2 separate regions of the Homo sapiens genome follow, and region 1 is linked to region 2. Evidence: chromatin loops called from intact Hi-C (ENCODE). Cell type or tissue: OCI-LY7. All regions are shown on one strand. Region 1 overlaps DIP2C (disco interacting protein 2 homolog C). Region 2 overlaps DIP2C (disco interacting protein 2 homolog C).

Evidence for each region. A loop is a pair of places that touch in the nucleus more often than their neighbours do. Peaks named below come from ENCODE experiments on the same cell type or tissue, not always from the same donor. Only the 100,000 strongest peaks of a DNase experiment are listed, where the experiment ranks them.
Region 1: it touches region 2 in a loop (10-fold over the local background); 2 of 110 quality-filtered maps call a loop at or near these places.

What each region holds. Positions count from the first base shown.
Region 1 is chr10:503,509-508,508 of GRCh38, forward strand. The region is part of intron 1 of DIP2C (disco interacting protein 2 homolog C); the gene reads right to left. Among named protein-coding and RNA genes, the nearest start is that of DIP2C-AS2, 120 kb to the right of the region's middle. RefSeq lists an enhancer at 3,449-4,028. In OCI-LY7, no CTCF peak of the experiment used is centred here; a DNase peak (open chromatin) is centred at 2,233; H3K27ac peaks cover 1,714 bases.
Region 2 is chr10:363,688-368,687 of GRCh38, forward strand. DIP2C (disco interacting protein 2 homolog C) reads right to left here. Exons shown (of 37, transcript NM_014974.3): 19 at 2,588-2,724; 20 at 687-895. Among named protein-coding and RNA genes, the nearest start is that of ZMYND11, 230 kb to the left of the region's middle. RefSeq lists an enhancer at 109-1,308. In OCI-LY7, no CTCF peak of the experiment used is centred here; DNase peaks (open chromatin) are centred at 2,674, 4,174 and 4,596; H3K4me3 peaks cover 780 bases; H3K27ac peaks cover 2,533 bases.

The sequences.
Region 1 (5,000 bases), 140 kb after region 2:
GTATCTTAAAGCTGGCGGAAAACCATGGAAGTGTTCCTAGCCTCTTTCTCTGAGAGCACCACCTGACCATCCAGGAGTCGTCACTGACAGACCCAAAACCAGTGGGTGCTAACCACAGCTTCCACCCTGAGAGGGAAGAGTCATTTGAAGAACATCCAGCAATATTCCTTCGGCTCTTACCCCTCTGCTGTGCCAAACACCGAGTTAACGTTTGCTGGCCTCTATATGCACACTGAGGTCTGCATTTGTAACCGCATTTTTACATCTTTCAGGACAGGACAATCCTCCTTTGTCCCCTATGGTTTTCATCACGGTTCTATATACACCTGAAAATCTCTGCCGCCTACATCAGACGTTTTGTCTAAACCCATTACTGTGACTTACCCTAAATTTACAACCATTGATTTCAATTCCAAGTCCAAAGACTCATTTCCACAGTAATTATTTTACTCAGAAATTAAATTCCAGATTCCTGATCACACTTAAAGTCAACTGCTTTCAACTTCTGGGTTATAGATACAACTGGTCTAATTCTGTAACCTGAGAGGATTTCATGGAAATACTCTCTCTTCATCTCACGACACACACAGGTGGTAACTGCAGCCTTCAACCTAACTGCCTTCCTAACCAGAGCATGAAAGAGCAATAAAGAGTATTTATCCCCATCTCCTTGGGCTGGAGACCCACAGCGTATCAATCACTGTCAAATCACTGTTGTGCAAAAATCAGTTCCAACGCCCTGTGGAGAATAAAGGCCACGCTGGAAGAGGCACGCAAGGGAAACAGCCGTCTGCCATGGGGCTCCCACCCCCGAGACGGCAAATCCATGCAGGCGTGCCGAGGCTGGCCACCCGCTGATACCCTGCTACCATGGAACTATTCCAGGCACGAACTACCTGGAAGTCCTGGGAGAGAAACCCAGCACACAATGTTGCCGTCAGACCTGCAGGTGTGATCCCTAGCACAGCCACCTTAGGCCGGGAGAGCGAGGATGGGACTCAGAAGCTGCAAGATGACCATGCAGAGAAGCACCCACGGCTCCGTGACCAAGTCTGACCATGCAGAGAAGCACCCACGGCTCCATGACCAAGTCTGACCATGGAGAGAAGCACCCACGGGCTCCGTGTCCAAGTCACAAGTGACAAGATGAGACGCTTCCCGTGTTCCCATGTTCTGTCACTTTAACACTAAAAATTTAGTACATCTTACTGTTTCCTAAGAAAGCATAAGGCCTGAGTAGCAGGTGGCCGCTAACCTGGTTCTTTTCAGCTTCATAACAGAAGGCAATAGCTATATAAACCAAATCGCACTATGGCTGCATCACGGCTTTCATTGCATGTCAAACCCTCAGCTCCAGCGGTGCTGACCCCGTCATACTCAGAGAAGAGGTGAGCTCTTCAATCTCCATTTCTCAACACTCCAAGCTGTTTCCATATGAGCTCATGTGACTCTCAGTGCTAGGTTCGTTCATTCATTCATTCATTCATTCAGCAAAACCGCCGTGAACCCGCGGGATCCCCACCCTGCCCTCCAAGGGATACTATTCTGATGGGACCTGTGTCCACACCCATATTACTGCAGCCCAGCACCCTTCCCGGAACCGTGTGCATCTCCCCAAAAGAAAACTGTACAGAAAACGGCAACGGGTCCAGTCATGTTCCGAGGAGCAATTCCAATTGCTGATGTTTTAAGGCAACAGACTAATAACCGGCACCTCATCAACACAGAGTCACTAACTTCCCAGCAGTGTCTCTAGTCCCTCTACAAGGATATACAGATATACACGCAGGAGCTATCTTAGGAGGCAACAAGACGCTCTTCAGGAAACAGGAGAAAGCAAAACATTTGAGGAACGGACAGGGGCATCTCCACCTTCTACTGCCACAATTTGTGTGTTAGTGATCAAGCCAAGGTTCTCAACCTTTCCAATCTATTAACCCCCTGCCTGAGGCTCTCGACTGATCCCCAGCTGTACTTCCTGGCAATAAACAACCTGCCCAGCTGTGATTCCTGTGTGCACCTGACACCAGGGAGATGGAGCTGCCTGCCCAGCGGTGCTTCCTGTGGGTGCCCCTGACCCCACAGGAGATGGGGACCACCTGCCCAGCTATATTCCCTCTGTGGGCACCTGACACCAGGGAGATGGAGCCACCTGCCCAGCTGTGCTTCCTGTGGGTGCCCCTGACGCCACAGGAGATGGGGACCACCTGCCCAGCTATATTTCCTCTGGGTGCACCTGACACCAGGGAGACAGAGCTGCCTGCCCAGCTGTGCTTCCTGTGGGTGCCCCTGACACCACAGGAGATGGGGACCACCTGCCCAGCCATATTTCCTCTGGGCGCACCTGACAACAGTAGGATGCTGCATGTGCCTACACTGACAGCTACAGCATCATCTCCTGCTGTAAAAACTCCCTTTCAGAGGTAACAGGACAATGGGGCAGGTTTTCTCCTGGAGAAGTAAAGAAGCTGAGAAATCCAGGGGATTAGGAACGCAGGTGACAAAAGGAGGTTGTGACATCTACACGATGTCACATTTGGCAGCACAAGGGAGTGCTGGTATGTGCTGCTAGGTACTGTTATTCCCAGAACCACCTCACACTGCATGGCATTGACATGCTTCCCATGCTCGTTACCCTTCGGAAGACACATTTAAATAACCTTGACTTGCTGGGATGCAGCTGGAGAGAGATGCCTGGAGACCACCAGCCCAGAGTCAAGGCTCCATTTTCTCCTGCTTGCAGGACTTCTGCATGAAGCTAAGGCATCCAAATGTGCATAAGATTTATGAAGAGCAGACAAGCTGCATGACATCTTCTGAGAGGGAAGCTGTGCCATGTCAGGGGTTGGGACAGCAGCAGCAAGGGGGATCAGCCCAAGGCCTGGGGAGAGGCAGTTGGGAAATCTCAGTGTGTGTAGCCCTGGGGTCTGAGGCTTTCAACTGTCCATGTGGCTCCCACAGCTCAAGTCCAGCGTGTGGTCATGACCCAGGGCAGGGCCACTCACAGAGCACAGTTCATCTCAAATGTGATGGGGACGCTGAATGATACGCCAACGTACCAGAATAGAATCCCCAGTACTCACATGCAGAAGGCACTCCCAGCAACACGCATGCCTACACCACCCTGCACCAAGGGGCTGGGCACTCCTGCAGTCTGCAGCTGCCTCCTATCCCCCAACACACAGTGGCCTCCCGGGACAACATTCTATTTGCCGGCCACAGCCTGGAGCCCCCAAAGCACGGAGGAGGGGCTTAGCGAGCCACGCAACGTTCCCACCTCACACCCAGGAAACGAGCCCCTCACTGAAGTGGGTCCTGCACCCGCCAGCTGTGCATGATCAGAGGTGTGAGGTTATGGACATGGTCACACACTGTGCACAGAGGTGTGAGGTCACAGACCTGGTCACCCACTGTGCATGATCAGAGGTGTGAGGGCATGGACCCGGTCAACCACTGTGCAAGACGAGAGGCGTGTGGTCAAGGACCTGGTCACCCACTGTGCACGATAAGAGGTGTGAGGTCACGGACCCGGTCACCCATTGTGCACGATAAGAGGTGTGAGGTCACAGACCCGGTCACCCGCTGTGCACGATGAGAGGTATGCGAGGTTAGGGACCTGGTCACCCACTGTGCAGTCAGAGCCATGCGACGTTACAGACCTGGTCACCAGCTGTGCCCAATCAGAAGCTTTTGAGGTTAGGGACCTGGTCACCCGCTGTGCACAGAGGCGTGAGGTTACGGACCTGGTCACCCGCTGTGTCCAATCAGAGACGTATGAGGTTACAGACCTAGTCACCAGCTGCACACAATCAGAAGCTTTCAAGGTTAGGGACCTGGTCACCCGCTGTGTCCAACCAGAGCTGTGCGAGGTTACAGACCTAGTCACCAGCTGTGCCCAATCAGAAGCTTTTGAGGTTAGGGACCTGGTCACCCGCTATGCACAGAGGCGTGAGGTTACGGACTTGGTCACTCGCTGTGCACTATCAGAGGTGTGTGAGGTTAGGGACCCGGTCACCCGCTGTGTCCAATCAGAGGCGTGCGAGGTTAGGGACTGTGTGCGCGGTGACGGACCTGGTCATCAGCCAAGATTCCTGATGTTTCCAGTGTCATCTCAGCTTCCTTCAAAACTTGAAATCTTTAGATATTTCCCAAAAGCTCGTCCGTCTTTGAAAACGATACATATGCGCACAGGTGAGTTTGTTCCCGCACATTCCTTTCAGTACTGACGATTGAAGATCGAAGGTTAGAGCATTCCAGCCCAGTGCCCATGTCCCACCCCATCTGTGAAAACCTGAGCACAATCAGAGGCTGCAGACAATCTCTGCATCATCCTCAGAAACTGTTCCTGACCATTCACCTGAGGCCACCAAGTTTAAATGAGGGGCCCAAGTTTTAAAAGACAGGAGAAGACTTTTCCACAATCTTTTTCTGAAGACAGAGTCCATGCGTTGTATCATCAGCACCATTTGTGCCTGTCCTGGTCAGGAAGAGCTGCAACCACGTCTCTGTGCTCTTCCAGTGCAGGGTGCTGCCCTTCCCTCCCTTTCCAAGCACAGAGCAGCTCCTGATGACCCAGCACCTCTGCTCAGCCACCTTCCCCCAACGCCTTCCTCCCTCACGCCACAGAGGAGCTCGTGCAGCCAGGCTTTCTGGCTCACCACCGCGATTCAGTCACTTACACCCTCATTCCAGGCTGAAAATCTCTTCTGAAAATATCCAAATCTTACCCATGTCAGGCTCCATCTTTTCCCCAGAGCCCCTCACCCACTCCAGAGCAGCATCTCCGGTGCCCGTGCAGCCTGGGCGCAGATCCACAGGCTCAGAGTGCCCAGGCCCTCAGCCCCTCCATGTGTGCCCTTACTCCCTTGCTCCCCAGCGTTAATGCCCCCATCCTCGATTTCCTGGTAGGCAAAAGGGGGTTAATTCTAACAGTGCTTACCTAACTGGATAATTTCATACCGCATCCGGCCCAGCATACTGCCTTGATAAATGACAGGTCC
Region 2 (5,000 bases):
TAGAAATTTGCCGTTTCAGAACTAGTGATTTTCTGCTAAGTGTATGTGCCTTATACTGTCAGCACAGCACAGTCACCTCCAGTAAAAGAGATTGTAGCTGTAAAGATAATTCAAAGGCAGCAACATCATATCCAGGTATCTACTTCCTGCTCCCATCAGCTTCCAAACTGAAAAAAGGCTCTAAAACACTTTATGACTTCCTCCAGATTGGCAAAAACTCAGGAACCGTGGCAACTTATTTCATCACGGAGCCTCCACTGTGCACCAGGCAAGGCAGGGAGAAGAAAACTGGTAGAGCGGGGAGGTGGCGAGCGTCTGCACTCACACAAGTCTGTGACTGAACCATTGTCCTTGGGTCTCTCCAACCCGCTCCACGATGGATATCTGGATCTTTAATTTGTGCAGTTATTTATCAGAAATAAGTTTTCTAATGCATATTTCTATTATACTTAGAGGGGAAGTTCAATGGAAATATATTTATGGAGCTCAGGGAATTTCTATAAAATCTTGGACATTCAGAACTGGATTAAATCTCAGAGGTCAGAGTCCAGTTGCTTCAATAACATGGAAGAGGAAACGGAGACACAATACATTTAAGGAAACTGTGCAACTTTCAACCCTTCAAAACCACATAAAAAATATGGCCGACCGGAAACCATATGCTTGATTTGCAGAACGCCACTGACCTTCCCCGGTAGACAAACTTCATGGGTTCTACGGCCAGCGCAGTGGCCACGATGTCGTCGGCGTTGTGCCTGCGCCCGCTGACCACCATGAGGCCATCCATCTTGCCCACCACGAAGACGAGGCCTCCGGGACCCACGAACCCCAGCAAGCCTGTCCTTATGAATGGGTATTCACTGATCGGAGCCCCGGAGCTTGTCATGGGAAACACCTGGGGGAAACAGCATCCATCAGGCCACTGTTCATGTGGTCAGCTGGTTTTAATCCTCGCCGCTACTCCTGGGAGCACGGCACCTGCTTTGCTTAAGCTCTGCCTTTCACCCCAGCAACCCTGCCCTAGGGCCGAGGTCACAGTGACCGCTGGTGGCCAACAGTCTTCGAGGCAGAAAAGCACTTCCTGCCCACCTCAGCAGGACCCCATCCGTTCCTGCACCTCCACTCACCTGCTGGAGCCTCCTGCCTCTGAACCCTGAACAGATAACACCCAGAAGTCTCACAGGAGGCCAATCAGCAGTAACTGATTACTTGGTTTACAAAACCACAATGTAAAAGACGAGTGAAGAGTCAAGGTACATTTTAAACAACGTCTGTTAGTTTTAAAGTAATCTCTCTTCATTCATAAAATGTTATTTGCCCTTGTTGGAAGTATGCTGAAAAGAAAAATATTAAGGAAGCAAATCAGATCAGTTCAAACTCTAACCCTCTTTTTTCCTCCACCCTTGCAGATAAACCAGAGAAACGGAGATGGAGTTTTTATTTAGATTTGTATCCAGCTCAGTTTCGAGGGATATTTTAGAAAGTTGAATTCACACTCAAGAAAGCTATCATAGACAGGTACTGTAACATCTGTTCAGCCACATCCAAAGTTCTCAACATTTAGACCAGCAACAGTGGCTCATGCCTGTAATCCCGGCACTTTAGGAGGCTAAGATGGGAGGATTGCTTGAGGCCAGGAGTTTGAGATCAGCCTGGACAACAGCATGAGACCCCATATGTACACAAGAATTTTTTTTTTAATTATTCAGGTGTGGTGGCACACGCCTGTACTCCCAGTGACTCGGAGGCTGAGGCAGGAAGATGGCTTGAGCCCAGGAGTTTGAAGCTGCAGTGAGCTGTGAACGTGCCACTGCCCTCCAGCCTGAGTGACAGAGCAAGACCCTGTCTCAACAACAACCAAAAGTTCTAAACATTTAGGAAATGTATCCCCAAACAATTTATATTTTCTTACATATAACTTAAATGTTGTGCTACTTCTAAGGCCAGGACCTACTTGGTAAAAAGATAAGAGTTCTGAGTTGCAGCACTGAACGTGTGTCTGAGCCCTTCATTACACAGCACATCTGTGCACACGCCCCATGCACGCACATTACACACGCATCTGTGTACACCACATGCATACTTGCTTGTGCCACTGAGATCGTTACATACACGTGTGCTCGAGTTCTCACAGGTTCATACCTGGCCACATCTAGCCCAGGCCGAGGAGCCGTAAAGGGGCTCTAGTTGGCTTCCCCAGGCGAGGGTTCGTACCTGGCCACGTGTAGCCCAGGCCAAGGGGCTGTAAAGGGGCTCCACTTGGCTTCCCCAGGCAAGGCCCTTCACGCACACAAGTGCACGTTCAATAATGATCCACTTTTCACAGTAAAAGTGAGAAAAGTAACAAAAAGGATCCTTTTTAAAGCATGCTTATTCTTTTAAACACTGGTTATAAGGTCAGAACAATGCTGATAAAACAAATTTATCAAAAGCGATAAAAAGTGGTAAAGTGCCATCGTTTTCATTCATATAAACACGTCTTGCTAAAATGGATCTTACATTCCACGTCTATCACTATGCACCTGGCAAGGGCTCTTTGGAGACGGAGCCACAGATGGTGCCCATGGTAAGACTCTCCTCCACCTACCTCAAAGGTGTTCTTGGTCATGCCAGAGAGGCCATAGTAGGACGTGCCCGTCGCAACTGCACACACACACAGCTCCCCGATCTCATCCGTTCTGCACAGCTGAGGAACCCCGTCTGGCTTCACTGAACACATGATGGCTAAAAGCAAACAGGAAAGCACATGCAGTGTGAGAGGGGGCAGGTGGGGAGAATAAAGGAAACAGGGAAGACGCGAATATGAACGACACCAGTGAACAGGAATGGGGTCTGGAGCAAAACTGCACGGATGGTAGTCAGCCAGGCACTCATTTTCCCTAAAGAGCCATGAGTTTTCCTGTTGCAGCAACATGTCAAATTTCATAGTTGAAACATCAATAAATATTTCAATTGCTTTAATGTTAATGCGCAAGTTGTATTTAGGGGCGTGACATCATCTGCCATTTAGATATGGGGAGGAACCTCAGAACTAACATCAGGACCACCTGCCACACCAGACATCAGCAACGTGGTGCAACTTGACCTCTGCAAATCAAGCCTCTAATGTCTTATGGAAATCTGAATCTTCGATTTCACACTCCGTGCAAGGTGAGCCCTTCCGAGAACACCACTGGAGCGCTTTGCACACGGTTCAATGCTGATAAGTTCTCACTGGTCTGTGCCACCAACACTTTCATGCTTTGCCCAACAACATCCTACATACCCCCCAACTGCAATCCACAAATCTGATTAGGGAGCCAAGAGCCTCAGGCTTCAGAAGGGTGGAGTGTGCATTAGTGACAGCTGAGCTGTTTAGAAAGAGCCTAAAACAGCCGGCACCCGCTGGGCTGGAGTACAGAACAGTGGAAACATAAGTTAAACTCACAGGAAGAAAGATTCACATTAAGGCCGGACGCGGTGGCTCACGCCTGTAATCCCAGTACTTTGGGAGGCCGAGGCGGGCGGATCACAAGGTCAGGAGATCGAGACCATCCTGGCTAACATGGTGAAACCCCGTCTCTACTAAAAATACAAAAAAGTAGCCGGGCGCAGTGGCGGGCGCCTGTAGTCCCAGCTCCTCGGGAGGCGGAGGCAGGAGAATGGCGTGAACCCGGGAGGCAGAGCCTGCGGTGAACCGAGATCGCGCCACTGCACTCCAGCCTGGGCGACAGCGAGACTCCGTCTCAGAAAAAAAAAAAAAAAAAGTTCACATTAAATTTACACTGAAAGATTCTTCACCCATCAGATTGGTAAAAACAAAAGTCAGGTAACACGGTGGGTAAGGAGTGGAGAAAGAAGTGCTGCTGCTTACCGCTCGGCAGGGTACAGCTTCACAACCTTCGAAAAGACAATCACAAAAATCACATCGGCAGTTCTCTTTGAAACACAACTCCCACTTCTAGAACTGTTTCCATTAGACACGAGGGGGTCACTCACTGCAGCAGCAAAAGAGGGAAATTCACCAAACGGGGGGGCTCAAATAAACTTAGTGCCCCCACAAGGTAGCACTGTGCTGCCTTGAGAACACCGCGGAGCTCGTTACGCGCTGACAAAGGACCCTCAGGATAAAACATGCGTATGTACGCAGTACTCCATCATGACGTGAGAAAACCCCGGAACCCAGGGCAGAGGACACACACGGGGTGGGGGTGCAGGCTTCTGTTCCACAGCCCCAGGTGCCTCCGACGGGGGCCCGGGAAGCCCGCGGTTGCTCTCACTGCCGCACAGCCCCAGGTGCCTCCGACGGGGGCCCGGGAAGCCCGCGGTTGCTCTCACTGCTGCACAGCCCCAGGTGCCTCCGACGGGGGCCCGGGAAGCCCGCGGTTGCTCTCACTGCTGCACAGCCCCAGGTGCCTCCGACGGGGGCCCGGGAAGCCCGCGGTTGCTCTCACTGCTGCACAGCCCCAGGTGCCTCCGACGGGGGCCCGGGAAGCCCGCGGTTGCTCTCACTGCTGCACAGCCCCAGGTGCCTCCGACGGGGGCCCGGGAAGCCCGCGGTTGCTCTCACTGCTGCACAGCCCCAGGTGCCTCTGACAGGGGCCTGGGAAGCCCGCGGTTGTTCTCACAGTCACAAAGGAGCATTTTCATTGTGTCCTTCAGAACCTTTTGAAGATTTCACCATGCAGTTCCATTTATTTGAAAATTAAATATTAAAGAAATGGAGCCAGGGGGGCCTGGCCACAGCTGGGAGGCAGGGAGTGGGCTGGACACAGGGGCTAGAGGGCTGCAGGCAGAGGCAGAGCTGCGGGGATGCTGGAGGGCGTCCGCAGGGAATCAGGGAGTAGTGAGGAGGAGGGAAGCCACGGGCTGCCTTCATTTCTTTTATGCCAAACAGGCCGAACAGAAAGGCGAGACAGCTTCTGGAGTGCCTGGCCCTAGCGCAGCTCACCATGAAGGGGCATGAGGGGTCTGCCTCTGTGAGACTCCATGGGGCGAGGGTCCCTGCTGAGGCCCACCTG